4 separate regions of the Homo sapiens genome follow, and all the other regions are linked to region 2. Evidence: chromatin contacts called from ENCODE Hi-C or POLR2A ChIA-PET data. All regions are on one chromosome and are shown on one strand. The core of a region is the stretch at or near the end of the contact, and the rest is flanking DNA. Distances in the headings are between cores, read along the strand shown.

Region 1 (3,050 bases), core at 297-2,796, 220 kb before region 2:
TTGAAAACTGTTTAGAGGCCAGGTGCGGTGGCTCATGCCTGTAATCCCACCCAGCACTTTGGGAGGCCGAGGTGGGAGGATTGCTTGAGCCCAGGAGTTCAAGACCAGCCTCGACATTATAGTGAGATCTCATCTCTGGGAAAAAAATTTTTTTTAATTAGCCAAGTGTGGTGGCATGCACCTGTGGTCCCACCTACTCAGGAGGCTGAGGTGGGTGGGAGGATCGGTTGAGCCCAGGAGGTGGAGGTTGCAGTGAACCGAGATGGCACCACTACACTCCAGCGTGGGCAACAGAGACCCTGTCTCAAAAAAAAAAAAAAGAAAAAGAAAAAAAGTTTTGGTAACTACAAAAGGGTATACCTTGGAAAAGTAAATTTCCCTCCCACTCTGATCCCCACTTCTCAATATTAACTATTTTTTATGTATCTTGGCCAGTAGGATTCACTGAGCTCTCACGATGTCCCTGGCCTATGCAAAGCCCATCACAGAAATGAAGTGGCTGGAATCATTCAGCACTCAGTGAGTAGGCCAGACCCCATTGCTATGCCCATTTTAGAGATGGGAAAACTGAGGCTTGGAGAGGTGCAAGGATGTGTCCTTTTGAGGGCCCGGTTCTGAAGGCTTTTCAAAGTTGAGGCAAGGAAGTGGATGAGATCAAAGAGGCAAGGTTCAGGCCAGGATACAAATCCCAGGGAGGGTGACAGGGGTGGGGAGTCAAGGAAGGCTGCCTGGAAGAAGACTAAGGGTAGCCAGGAAGGCATCTTCCAGAACCTTCTGATGGAGGGCTTGGATGGAAGTAGATAACTCTGTTTGGCAGGCTGAGGAACCACCAGCAGCAGGGCGTGGCCCCTCCTCAGACCCACAGCACCCCAGAGGTATGTATAGAAGAAGCAGGCTGCTTAATGACATCTCAGGGACACATCTCGGTGATAGCACAGCCGGCTTAGTTATGACGTCTGAGTGATTTGCCAACTGCCTTAAGACCAGCATCCCTAGTCATGCCCCGCGGGGGGGATGAAGATAAGAGGAAGTGACAGGCCATCGGGGGAGGAAGGGGAGATGCAGTCACACACAGACCAGGGACTCAGGAGCTGAGGGATGTGTGGTGCCCTCTGCACTAGGGAGGGGTCTCCCAGCTGCCTGGATGTGAGGGTCCATCTTATTGATTTGTCTAGTGAAGGAGGCCAGGCTCCAAGGAGGTATGGCTGTAGTCAGTCACACTCAGTTTGGGATGGGGTCCGCCCAGGGGCTGCAAGGATCAGTCACTGCTGTGTCCCCATCACCTAAGGCAGTAACTGGGACACAGCCGGCGCTCCATACATCTTACTGAATGAATGAATCGAATGAAAAGGGTCAGCACCGTCTGGGACTCAGTTTACCCTCGCGGTCATTGGGCTGCTTCAACCAAGGGGATCGCTAAGAACACCCCTCCCCACCTTGGGTCCCAGATCCCAGATCGCCAGTGAGTAAGAAAACGGGTTCGCGCCGTTGGTGGACTCCGCCCACTTGTGACGTCACGAGCCGCTCCCCCAGGATCCCGACCCAGGCGTCTCCCTTGGGATGGGGGCGGAGAGGAACCCGGGAGTCCAGACTCAGGCCCCGCCCCCGGGAGCAGGCGGGCCGGGCAGGGTTACACAACCCGTCGTCGCGTCCCGAGGGAAGTCGCCGGATGTCCTGGCCGGGCCGGGGACAATGGGCAAGGAGGGCCCCTCCCGCAGGAACCTGGAAGTGGCAGGGGCTCCCCCTCTTCTGATTCACCCTTGTTTCCGGCCCGGTTTAGCCTCCTTCTCCCTGGGGATCCTATCTCCTCCCAACTCTACCCTCCTGTGGCCCTGCAGTTCGGTTCTTTCTCCGAACCGGCAAACCTCTCTCCTCTACACCCCGTACCCCGTCCTTTCACACCTTCCCAACGCCCCCCGAAACTCTCTGCCCTCACACTCATCGCTTGTAATTCCCGAATCCCCTAAACTTCCAGTGTCCCCGGTCCTTCCTTCACTCATCCATACCGGGCCCCTCTTCCCACCCCCTCAACTACCCCCACTATCCTGCCCAGGCCCTCCCAATCCCCTCCCCGGGCTCCCCCAAGCTTTCCTCAATATCTCCCAGCCCTCCCTAGCCCCCGACTCACCCGCTTCCCTCCAACTGACCCCAATACACTCTCTTGTCCTCCTAATCCCAGCCTCCCGCAGTTCCCTCCTGTCTCCTCGAACTGCCCCATGTCCCTACCTCATCTCCCCAAATCCTGTTCCCCATTTCCCCCCCTCCCCCAGCCAGCCGCTTCGCCCCCCACCCCGGAGCCCCTCCCCGCCCCTAGGCCCAAGGCCGGCCCGCGCCCCTCCCGGGCGCGCTCCCACGCCCGGCGCGGGTTCCCAGGCCGCCCCCCCGCGGTGGCCCAGAGACCCAGTTTGCTGCGGCAAAACACTGGTCTCCAGGCAACAGGCCCCGCCCCGCCCCAGGGCCGCCAGATGAGGCTGGGCGGTCAGGAGGCCACCGGGCCGGGACGGAGCACCCAGGCCTGCGCGCCAAACCCTCGGCCTTGGCCCCCAGAGGCCTCAGGGCGCAGAAACCCGGAGACTGAGGCGCAGCAAAGAGGAGATACAGAGATCAGGGCCCCGGAGCAAGAAATTCGGAGACATGCGTGGAGGCCGAAGCAACAGGGAACTGTCGGGGCGCAGAGATATAAGGAAAGACCACGCGACAGATCGAACAAGGACGGGGCCCAGAAATAAGCACAGAAATAATGCAGTTACACACGGGCAACACCGAGGCCGGCAGGGACGCCCCTGATGGCAGAATAATCCATCTTTAGTCCTCAGGACCTTTGCACTCAGTTCGAGGGACTTCCCCTCTCTGACTCTGTTTCTGTATTTGTAAAATGGGGACATTAATACGCAGCGCTTAGCAAATCAGGCTGTTCTGACGATTCAGTGAATTCGCAGACCCAGAGCTTGTAGCACAATTCCTGGCATGTACACTCATCATTCATTCATTCAACCGATTTTTTGTTGTTGTTGTTATTGTTGTCTGAGAGGAGTTTCGCTCTGTGGCCC
Region 2 (2,777 bases), core at 278-2,777:
AAAATAAATGAATAAATAAATAAATAAAAGTTGAGGCTGGGTGTGATGGCACATCCCTGTAGTCCCAGCACTTTGGGAGGCCGAGGCAGGAGGATTGCTTGAGGCCAAGAGTTGGAGACCAGCATGGCCAACATGGTGAAACCCCATCTCTACTAAAAATACAAAAATTTTAGCTGGGTGTGGTGGCACACACCTGTAGTCCCAGCTACTCGGGAGGCTGAGGCAGGAGAATCTCCTGAACCCTGGAGGCGGAGGTTGAAGTGAGCCAAGATGGCGCCACTGCACTCCATCCTGGGTGACAGAGTGAGACCCTGTCTCAAAAAAAAAAAAGTTGAAATTATTTTTTAATAAAATGGTGGGGCATGGTGGCTCATGCCCATAGTCCCAGCTAGTCAAGAGGCTGAGTTAAGAGGATCCCTTGAGCCCAGGAAGTGGAGGCTGCAGTGAGCTATAATTGTTCCAGTGCACTCCACTCTCATAAATAAATAAATAAATAAAATGTAAAAAGGATTGTATGGGCCGGGTGTGGTGGCTGTCGCCTGTAATCCCACCACTTTGGAAGGCCAAGACATGTGGAACACCTGAGGTCAGGAGTTTGAGACCAGCCTGGGCAACATGGTGAAACACCGTCTCTACTAAAAATACAAAAATTAGTCGGTTGTGGTGGTGTGTGCCTGGAATCCCAGCTACTTGGGAGGCTGCGGTGGGAGAATTGCTTGAACCCAGGAGGCGGAGGTTGCAGTGAGCTGAGATCATGCTTCTGTACTCCAGCCTCAGCAACAGAGGAAGACTCTGTCTCAAAAAAAAAAAATTCTATGTCTGCGAGTAACCACACAACTGCATACTGCGTATATTTATTTCATGACAATCCTTCCTTGAACCCCTGCTCTTAACGATTTTGGGGACCCAGTGGTGACCCAGATGTCCTGGCTCTACCCTCCTGGGCCACACAGGCTAGCAGGGCAACAGTGTTTGTGATGAAACCCGGTGATTGCGTGAATGTGTGGGTGATTGACAGTGTTGTTGGAACTGTGAGACACTGTGAGCGTTACTGTGTGTGTGCAGGAGTCCATAGCCCTGGGTACATGACTGTGTGTCACAGTGGATGACTGTCCACCTGTGAGTGAGAGACTGTGGCTGTCTGGGTGTGACCATGGGACTGTATGGGTGTGACTGAATGTGTGACTGTGTGAGTAACAGCTTGTGAGGTTCTGTGACTGTGCCTTTCCATGGCTCAGCCTATGGGATTGTGTGTGACACTGCATGTTTGATTGAGTGACTGAGGCTCTGGGAATGAGTGGCGGTGGGGGCGGGTACCTGTGGGTGGGACAGCATGAGAGATTGTACACACTTGGTGCAGGGGTCCTCAGGACGATAAGGACAATTCAGTAACTGCCCTCCCTCATGACCTTGATGACTGCCCCCTGCTCGGCTCTCTGCCCCAGAGCTCCCCGCTTCCGTTCCCTGTCCCGCCTTGGCCCCGCCCCCTCCCATCACCCCGGGCTGCCAGCGCCTGTCACCTCTCCCAGAGCCGAGACAAGGCAGTTGGAGGCAGCGGTGGCAGGGGCTGCAGGAGCAAGTGACCAGGAGCAGGACTGGGGACAGGTGAGGGCTCCCCAATCCCAGCCCATTCTCCCTGCCCCCCCTTGACCTCTCAAGTCTCTGGCACTCTCCCTCTCTGCTTCTCTGCCCTGCCTTTGTCTCTCTGTCTCTGTGCCCACCACCATCTCTGCTCATCTCTGTCTCTTGATGTCTCTGTCTGCGTGTTTCCATCTCTGGTTAGCTGCTAGATAACTTCTCTTTCCCCTGCTCTGTCTCCCTCCACGTCTCTGCCTCTTCTTTGTCTCCTAGCCCACATCTGCGTCTCTTTCTCTGTTTGTTTTTCTCTGGTCTCTGGCTGGGGGTCTCATTCTGTCCCTCCGTCTCTGCGCCTCTCAGTCTTTACATTTCTGTCTCTTGTGTCTGTGACGCCGTTGTCTGTCCTTCTGAGGCTCGACCTGAGATCCTCTCTGCTTCCGTCTTTCTCTACGTGGAGCCGCGGGGGCGCGGGTGAGTGGGTGTCGGGCGTTAGACCGATTTCCAGGCATCTGCACATCTAACCCCGGATCTGTCGCTTCTCTAGTCCCTAAGTATTTGGATGCTGGGAAAGGGTTGTTCCACTTACTCTGGGCTTTATCTACCCCCAGCGGGGAAAGTTTTGTAAGGTCAGGTTCCTATGTGTGCTAGAAAACCCTTTGGGCTTGGAGAGTGGGAGCTCGGATGGGCGTTTCAAGTTCTCCACCAGGCTGTGGGAACTCAGATGGGCGTTTCAAGTACCCCACTAGGGGGTACTGAAAACCTTCAAGTTTTTCAGTTCCCCATAGAAAAGGGGTCTAGGCTGACGGTTTCTACCCCCTCCTCTCCAAGGCGGTCCCCGGGTTCCCAGGAGTCTGTAGGTCCAGACTTCGGTGACACTGACACTTCCGCCCAGCGTAGCTCTAGGGCAACCGCCCGCTCAGCAAACACCCCCCCCTTCCACCTTTGCTGCCCCAACAACAGTCAGGGGAGGCCGGGGAATCACTTAAGGGGCCCCGCCCACCACCGGAGTTCCACCCACTCCGCGTGCCTCTCCCTCCCCCCAGATCATCACGCCTGGGAGTTGCGGGAGCGGGTGCGCTGCCTCGGAGTCCCGCGTGTATACGGCTCCCCAGCCGTCTGCCCCTGTGTGTGAATCCCTGAGGCGGGGTGACGCTGGGGTTGGAGTAGGAGGGCAGAGGTGCTGACCTTGCCCTGGGACC
Region 3 (3,086 bases), core at 464-2,963, 150 kb after region 2:
TTGGCCTCCTCAAGTGCTGGGATAACAGGCGTGAGCCACCGCACCTGGTTGGACCCCCACTATTTCATGTGTTCCCTAGCCCTCTTAGCCTCCCTTATTTTTCACCTGAGTCCTTAGCTTCAGTTTATCACTTTTTCTGTTTCTTGTCCACTCTCCTAGAATGAGAGCATCCTGGGTATCTAATGGAGGCTGAGAGCAGTGTTTTGTGACTGTAGCTAAGTGGCTTTGGCAAGTATCTTCCTCAGGCAGGGAGGTTTAGTTGCAGGATAAGAGGGTCTCAGGAGGGCTGGGCACGGTGGTTCATGCCTGCAATCCTAGCACTTTGGGAGGCTGAGATGGGCGGATCACTTGAGGTCGAGTTTGAGACTAGCCTGGGCAACATGGTGAAATCTTGCCTCTACTAAAAATACAAAAATTAGCTGGGTGAAGTGGAGCGCGCCTGTAACCCCAACTACTCGGGAGGCTGAAGCAGAAGAATCACTTGAACTTGGGAAGGAGAGGTTGCCCTAAGCCAAGACCACGCCACTGTGCTCCAGCCTGGGTGACAGGGTGAGACTATGTCTGGGGGAAAAAAAAAGCAAGAGGGCTTGGGGAGCCAAATCACGTGTTCTGGAATCCTGACTCTGCCATATCCTAGCTGTGTAGTTTTGGGTAAGCGACCCAACTTCTCTGTGTCTCGGTCTCCTCCTCTGTAAAGTAGGATGAGCTGATGTGCTCATCTCCGGTGAGAATTAGGTGAGTGTGTGCAGTGCCAGCACATGTCTGGGAAGTGAATGCTAGCTGTTGTTGGCATTGATTCCGACTCAGCTGAATTAGAGTCACTGGTTTTCCATGAGGGATGATCCCTTGTCTGACTGACTGAGGCAGGCACTTCGGGTGGGGCCCCTCCCTGCCTGGGTCCCCCACCCGCCCCACTCCTAGCCCCTGCTCACAGGCTGAGGTCGCAATTGATGCTGGTCTGCAGCAGGTAGGCCTTGGCGTTCTGCACGGCCAGCTCCAGAGGCTCGGGCTCAGGCACCTGGGCACTGTAGTGTGGGAAGCCCAGCTCAGAGGGCAAGAACTGAAGGGCAGGGTCATCCCTTATGTAAGGCCCGTGCTGGGCACCTTCAGAGAACTGGTCTGTCTGGTAGAGGTTGAACTGGCCCAAGGGGTTGACTGGGGGCTCCTGGAAGGTGGGGTCCAGTTGCTGGAACAGGCTGCTTTGGCCCTGCTGGAGCCGCTGCAGCATTAGGCTGGTGGTGAGCTCGGCGACCTGCATCCTGCTTTCATCAGAGTAAGGCTGAGGCTGGAACTCTGAGGGAAAGCCCGTGTTCACAGATGGGTACTCCATGCCACCCAGCCGGGCTTCCTCAGCCTGGAAGACCTGGGGCATCAGCAAGTTCTCCTGTTGGGACAGGCTGCCCCTCTGTGACCAACCAGGGGCGTTTCGCTGGGCGTCTGGAGGTATCTGCTGCCTCTCCTCGGGGTCCGCTGCCAGGGCCTGAGCTTGGTCCCGACTGTGCCGCCTCTGGGAGGCCTGAGAAGTCCTCCGGCCCGGAGGCTGCTGGGCAGGGCGCTCAGGGTAGGGCGGCAGGTCTCCCATGGTTCGCCAGGAGGCACAGATCTCTAGGAGAAAGGCTTGCAGACAAGGAGGCCAAGCGAGAGCCACCTGTCGACACCGCCGGTTTCTGAGCACCGAGAGAGGGGGCCGTTACCCGTGGAGGGCGCGGGGAGCGGGCCAGGGTGGGTTCCGCGCAGGCTCTGGGCGCGCACTCCCGATCCCGCGCAGCCCCACGGTGGACGTCGCGCCAGACTCGAGACGGCACCCGCGCCCCAGGCCCGCCATCCCTTTTTTTTTTTCTTTTCAGTAACTTGCCCAAGTTCACATCTTTTATTTCTTTTTAAGGCAAAGCACCCGCAGGTCAAGCCCCGCCCCGTCCCCCAGCCCCGAGTCCCTGTCCCACCCCCTTTCCCCCTCGAGCCCCGTCAGCTGTTCCCCTTGGCCTCGGGTTCCCTGGCGTCCTCGGCAGCCGGGCTGGGAGTCTTCATAGCATCTTCTCCAACAGGTGCGAGGGTCTGGGGGCTCCGCTCCTCCTTCAAGGTCAGCCCGCCCGCTGCCGTCTCCTGGTGACCGGGGAAGGAAAGGGCAGCCGGGTGGAGGGCGCGGTCACCTCCACGCTCCCCTTCAGGCCCTGCCCCCTGATGGCCCCTCCTCCCCCACCTTCACCCCGGCCCAGATCCGGCTTCTTCCTTCGCAGCGGAGGCTGCTCTCCCTACCTTGGGTAGGGGGCCCTCGAGACTAGAGTCCAACAGCGCGGCCTCGGTCAGCCCCGAGTCGTCATCCATGCTGATGAAGATGCCCGGGGTCTCGCACTCAGGCCCCTCCTCCCGGAAATCCATGGCTTCCTCAGACGGGGGCGGGCCTGGCCGGGCCGACGGAGAGGGAGAGGGGGAGGAAGAGGAGGGGGCTCCCACTCCTCCCGGCTTCAGCTTCTGTTCCTCCTCCAGCTGCCGCTTTAAGGCCTTCTCCTGGGCCAGTCGCAGGCCGATGAGGTCCTGAGGGGGCCGGGGTGCTGGGGCCGGGGCCAAGGTCAGGGGCTCCAGATCATCCTGGGGATAGGGAGGGCCACACAGAAGCTCAGAGGTGGGTGGCTCAGAGGACGGCCGGAAAGAGAAGGAACCACCCTGAGGTGGTCTTTGAGTTCTTCACCAAGAGCATGGGGAGGAAGGGGCAGTTGTCCCCCAGACCCCCAACTCCCAGCAGGAGCATCCCCTGGGAGACGGGTGGCCCAGAGGCAGGGGTGGCCTGAGTCTCTCGGGGTCAGGAGGAGGCCATGGTGAGCCTTGCTGGCTTGGGGTAGGGGGTGGGAGTCTGGGGATCCAGATGGGTGGGCTGCAGGGCCCTCACCTCCTCCAAGGGCCCCGCAGGCGCCTCCTTGGCCTCTGGCTCCTGCTTGCCGCTGGCCTCCAAGATGGTCATGATGGAGTTAGGGATGTGAGCTTGCTGGGTGGAGAGCAGGAAGGGGGCGCTGGGGGCAGCTCTGGCACAGAGACCCCATTTGCACACCTCAGGTCCGGGGGCCCTAACCCTCCAGAACTCCCAGCAG
Region 4 (2,998 bases), core at 368-2,867, 240 kb before region 2:
TCCAGCCCCACCAGACTTCGTTCTGCCCTTGAACACGGCAGGCTCTCTCTGACCTCAGGGCTTTGGCACTGGCTGTTCCCTCTACCCCAGATGTCGCCATGGCTCACTCCCTCACCTCTTTCACGTCTCTACCAAGATGTCACCTCCTCAGAGAGGCCCTCCCTTGACCTTCCTATCTAAAGTAGGAAGGGGCCAGGCATGGTGGCTCATGCCTGTACATCCCAGCACTTTGGGAGGCCGAGGTGGGCGGATCACTTGAGGTTCGAGACCAGCCTGACCAACATGGTGAAACCCGTCTCTACTAAAAATACAAAAATTAGCCAGGCGCGCTCCTGTAATCCCAGTTACTCGGGAGGCTGAGGCAGGAGAATCGCTTGAACCCAGGAGGCAGAGGTTGCAGTGAGCCGAGATGGTGCCAGTGCACTCCAGCCTGGGCAAAAGAGCGAGACTCTGTCTCAAAAAAATAAATAAATAAATAAATAAATAGAGTAGGAAGGTCCTCTCCCCCATCATGCCCTACATCCTTAGCCCACTTTCCTTTTCTTCATAGCCAATGCTCATCACCCGTCGATTGTTTTCCCTTGGGAAGGAGATTTCAATATTGCCAGGTCCTTCCATTTACCAAAATATGTCTAAAGTGTAGATTTTTTTAAGATTGCAAAACCTGGCGATTCTTAAACACGAGCAATAAATTCATGTCTTGAAAAATCAGGGTGCTGGCCTCGTAAAACACATCAGGGGCTACCTGCTGAATGCCAGTGTCTGGCCTCTGCCTTAGCCCTCTCTTAGAACCACCCATCCATTTCACAGATGGGGAAACTGGGACCTGGGGAGGACCAAGGACTGTTTCCCCAAGTCGTCCGTGGCCCCCAAATCCACTAACCCACACCCTGGTCCCACAGGCCCCATCCTATCCTCTTCGTCCTAACAGCCCCCAGCCTCCCAGGGGCCCCGCATCTCCTTGTCCTACCACTCCAGGAGGGACCTCATCCTCGTCGAGGGGTATCACAAATTTCTTCCTTGCTGGCGGCCCTGAGGGCTGGGGCACCCCCTCTTTGTCCTTCCCAGGGTCCATCTGGAGCCTGAAAGGGAAGGTGCCAGGAGCGAGTGAGCCACTGGCGTCTACGTTCTCATCCCGCAGCAGGAACCCCCCACTCACAGCCGTCCCCCACAAAACTCCGAGAGCTCCATAGCGTCAGGTCCCCAACACCCAGCGCTAGAGGCTCTGTAACGCCACGCCCCTTTGACCTCCACCTTCGGCTCGCCCCGCCCCTTACAGGTCCACAAGTCCCATCGCTCCGCCCCTCGCCCCCACCGGATTCTATTGGCTCCGTCCCCACCATCCCCCGCCTTCCGTTCGTCCGGCCCCCGAGGCTAGCATCTGGACGCCCTCCCCACGCCTGGCCTTGTCCATCTCTCAGACTCGGCAATGATTGGCTTCCGCGGCGCCAATCTCCACCCGCAGTCTCCGCCTCCCGCACCTGTGGTCCGGGCCTCACGGTTTCAGCGCCGCGAGGCCTCACCTGCTGGTCTTGGAGCCTCAAGGGAAAGACTGCAGAGGGATCGAGGCGGCCCACTGCCAGCACGGCCAGCGTGGCCCAGGGCTCGCAGCACTTCCGGCCTCTCTGGCCCCGCTCCCCAGGAGAGTAGAGCATAGAGCAGGGCGATCTCTGTACAACTCTCTATGGTTCTGGAGGACCGCGGAGGTCGTGGGAGGAGAGAGATGTGGCCTGAGGATCTGGCTCCCAAACTGTTAAGTTTCAAAGCCCTTACTGAGCGCTTCTGTGTGCCCAGAATCCTGGCAGGGCTCAGTGGAGAACAGATCGCAGGAGATCCAACTTGGTCCCTCCTCTCAGTAAGGAGAGACTTAAGTTTGAATCCAACTCAGACATTGACTTGGCTTCAGTTTCCTCATTCATTCATTTATTCCACACCTATTCCCCCCACGCGCTTCCTCTCTTCCCGGTCCTGTGCGAGTCCGTGCTGGTGACACAGCAGTGACCAACGACAGCCCCGTGTTGTCCTCCCGGAGCTTACGGTTCAGTAAGGGACACAGACACGTTCCCAGTGCTGACCCAGAATGGGCAGGTCTGGGATGGGAGATCCCGGGAGAGCCGTGGGATGGGGGTCAGGGGGAGCGCCTGACTCAGCCCCGGAGTCCGGAAGGGCTTCCTGGAGGAAGGGACATCTGAGCAGGGGCCTGGCTGATGAGTTAGTATTAGTCACTTCCTGAAAGGATAGTATCACACTGTTCTAACTTGCAGCTCTCTGATTACTAAGGAAATGGAATGTTTTTTGTGAAAGTATTGGTCTTGTAAATTTTGTCTTCTGTGAATTGCTTGCTCATATTCCTTGTCCATTTTTAAAATGGGTTGTATGGCTTTTTTATTACTATTAATTTCTAGGGGTACTTTATGGATTCTGATTCTAATCCTTAGTTACCCATATTGCAAACATTTCCTCCTAGTTTCTACTTTGGGCTTTAACTTTAGTTATTTTTGGCACAGAAGTTATTTGTGTTTATGCGCAACTATTTATCAATCTGTTCCGTTCTGACTTTTGCTTTTGGTGTGTTAAGAGCCCTGCCATAACCCAGGGTCATAATGATAAATTCTTTTTTTTCTTTTTTTTTTTTTTTTCGAGACGGAGTTTCGCTCTTATTACCCAGGCTGGAGTGCAATGGCGCGATCTCAGTTCACTGCACCTCCCCCTCCCGGGTTCAAGCGATTCTCCTGCCTCCTTAGTAGCTGGGATTACAGGCATGTGCCACCATGCCCGGCTAATTTTTTTTTTTTTTTTTTTTTTTTGTATTTTTAGTAGAGACGGGGTTTCACCATGTTGGCCAGGCTGGTCTCAAACTCCTGACCTCAGCTGATCCTGAGGTCACTTTGTGACCTCCCAAAGTGCTGGGATTACAGTGCACGGCTATAATGATATATTCTATCATTTCTTTTATCTACGTAAAAGATAAAAGCCCCGTGTTGTCCTCCCAGAGCTT

The links. A loop is a pair of places that touch in the nucleus more often than their neighbours do. ChIA-PET counts read pairs that join two places held with the same protein, here RNA polymerase II (POLR2A). Pooled maps may share reads with other maps.
Region 1: a pooled map shows a loop between it and region 2 (2.7-fold over the local background). The contact joins the enhancer-like site here to the promoter of GIPR in region 2. A Hi-C loop is called at or near these places in 8 of 50 pooled maps. POLR2A ChIA-PET finds 5 or more read pairs at or near these places in 9 of 52 experiments (A673, AG04450, GM12878 and 6 more).
Region 3: a pooled map shows a loop between it and region 2 (2.7-fold over the local background). The contact joins the promoter of RSPH6A here to the promoter of GIPR in region 2. A Hi-C loop is called at or near these places in 1 of 50 pooled maps. POLR2A ChIA-PET finds 5 or more read pairs at or near these places in 4 of 52 experiments (A549, B cell, WTC11 and 1 more).
Region 4: a pooled map shows a loop between it and region 2 (4-fold over the local background). The contact joins the promoter of ERCC1 here to the promoter of GIPR in region 2. A Hi-C loop is called at or near these places in 1 of 37 single-sample maps with no recorded cell type and 6 of 50 pooled maps. POLR2A ChIA-PET finds 5 or more read pairs at or near these places in 6 of 52 experiments (A549, A673, HCT116 and 3 more).

The regions. Positions count from the first base shown.
Region 1 is chr19:45,442,010-45,445,059 of GRCh38, forward strand. It overlaps a transcript of ERCC1 not described here. Among named protein-coding and RNA genes, the nearest start is that of MIR6088, 6.9 kb to the left of the region's middle. RefSeq lists a silencer at 2,261-2,460. Within about 2 kb of position 1,547, at least 36 of the 41 ENCODE cell types and tissues checked have a DNase peak (open chromatin) inside an H3K27ac peak, as active enhancers do; they include A673 and HCT116, where a contact is called at or near this core.
Region 2 is chr19:45,666,694-45,669,470 of GRCh38, forward strand. It overlaps GIPR (gastric inhibitory polypeptide receptor), which reads left to right and starts at 1,528. Exons shown (of 14, transcript NM_000164.4): 1 at 1,528-1,605. RefSeq lists a silencer at 1,413-1,572 and an enhancer at 1,953-2,232.
Region 3 is chr19:45,813,595-45,816,680 of GRCh38, forward strand. It overlaps RSPH6A (radial spoke head 6 homolog A), which reads right to left and starts at 1,714. Exons shown (of 6, transcript NM_030785.4): 1 at 933-1,714. The coding sequence starts at 1,582. It overlaps SYMPK (symplekin scaffold protein), which reads right to left. Exons shown (of 27, transcript NM_004819.3): 25 at 2,888-2,983; 26 at 2,257-2,589; 27 at 1,816-2,103. The coding sequence ends at 1,966.
Region 4 is chr19:45,422,300-45,425,297 of GRCh38, forward strand. It overlaps ERCC1 (ERCC excision repair 1, endonuclease non-catalytic subunit), which reads right to left and starts at 1,618. Exons shown (of 10, transcript NM_001983.4): 1 at 1,482-1,618; 2 at 971-1,082. The coding sequence starts at 1,075. RefSeq lists enhancers at 1,604-1,693, 1,754-1,803, 2,052-2,346.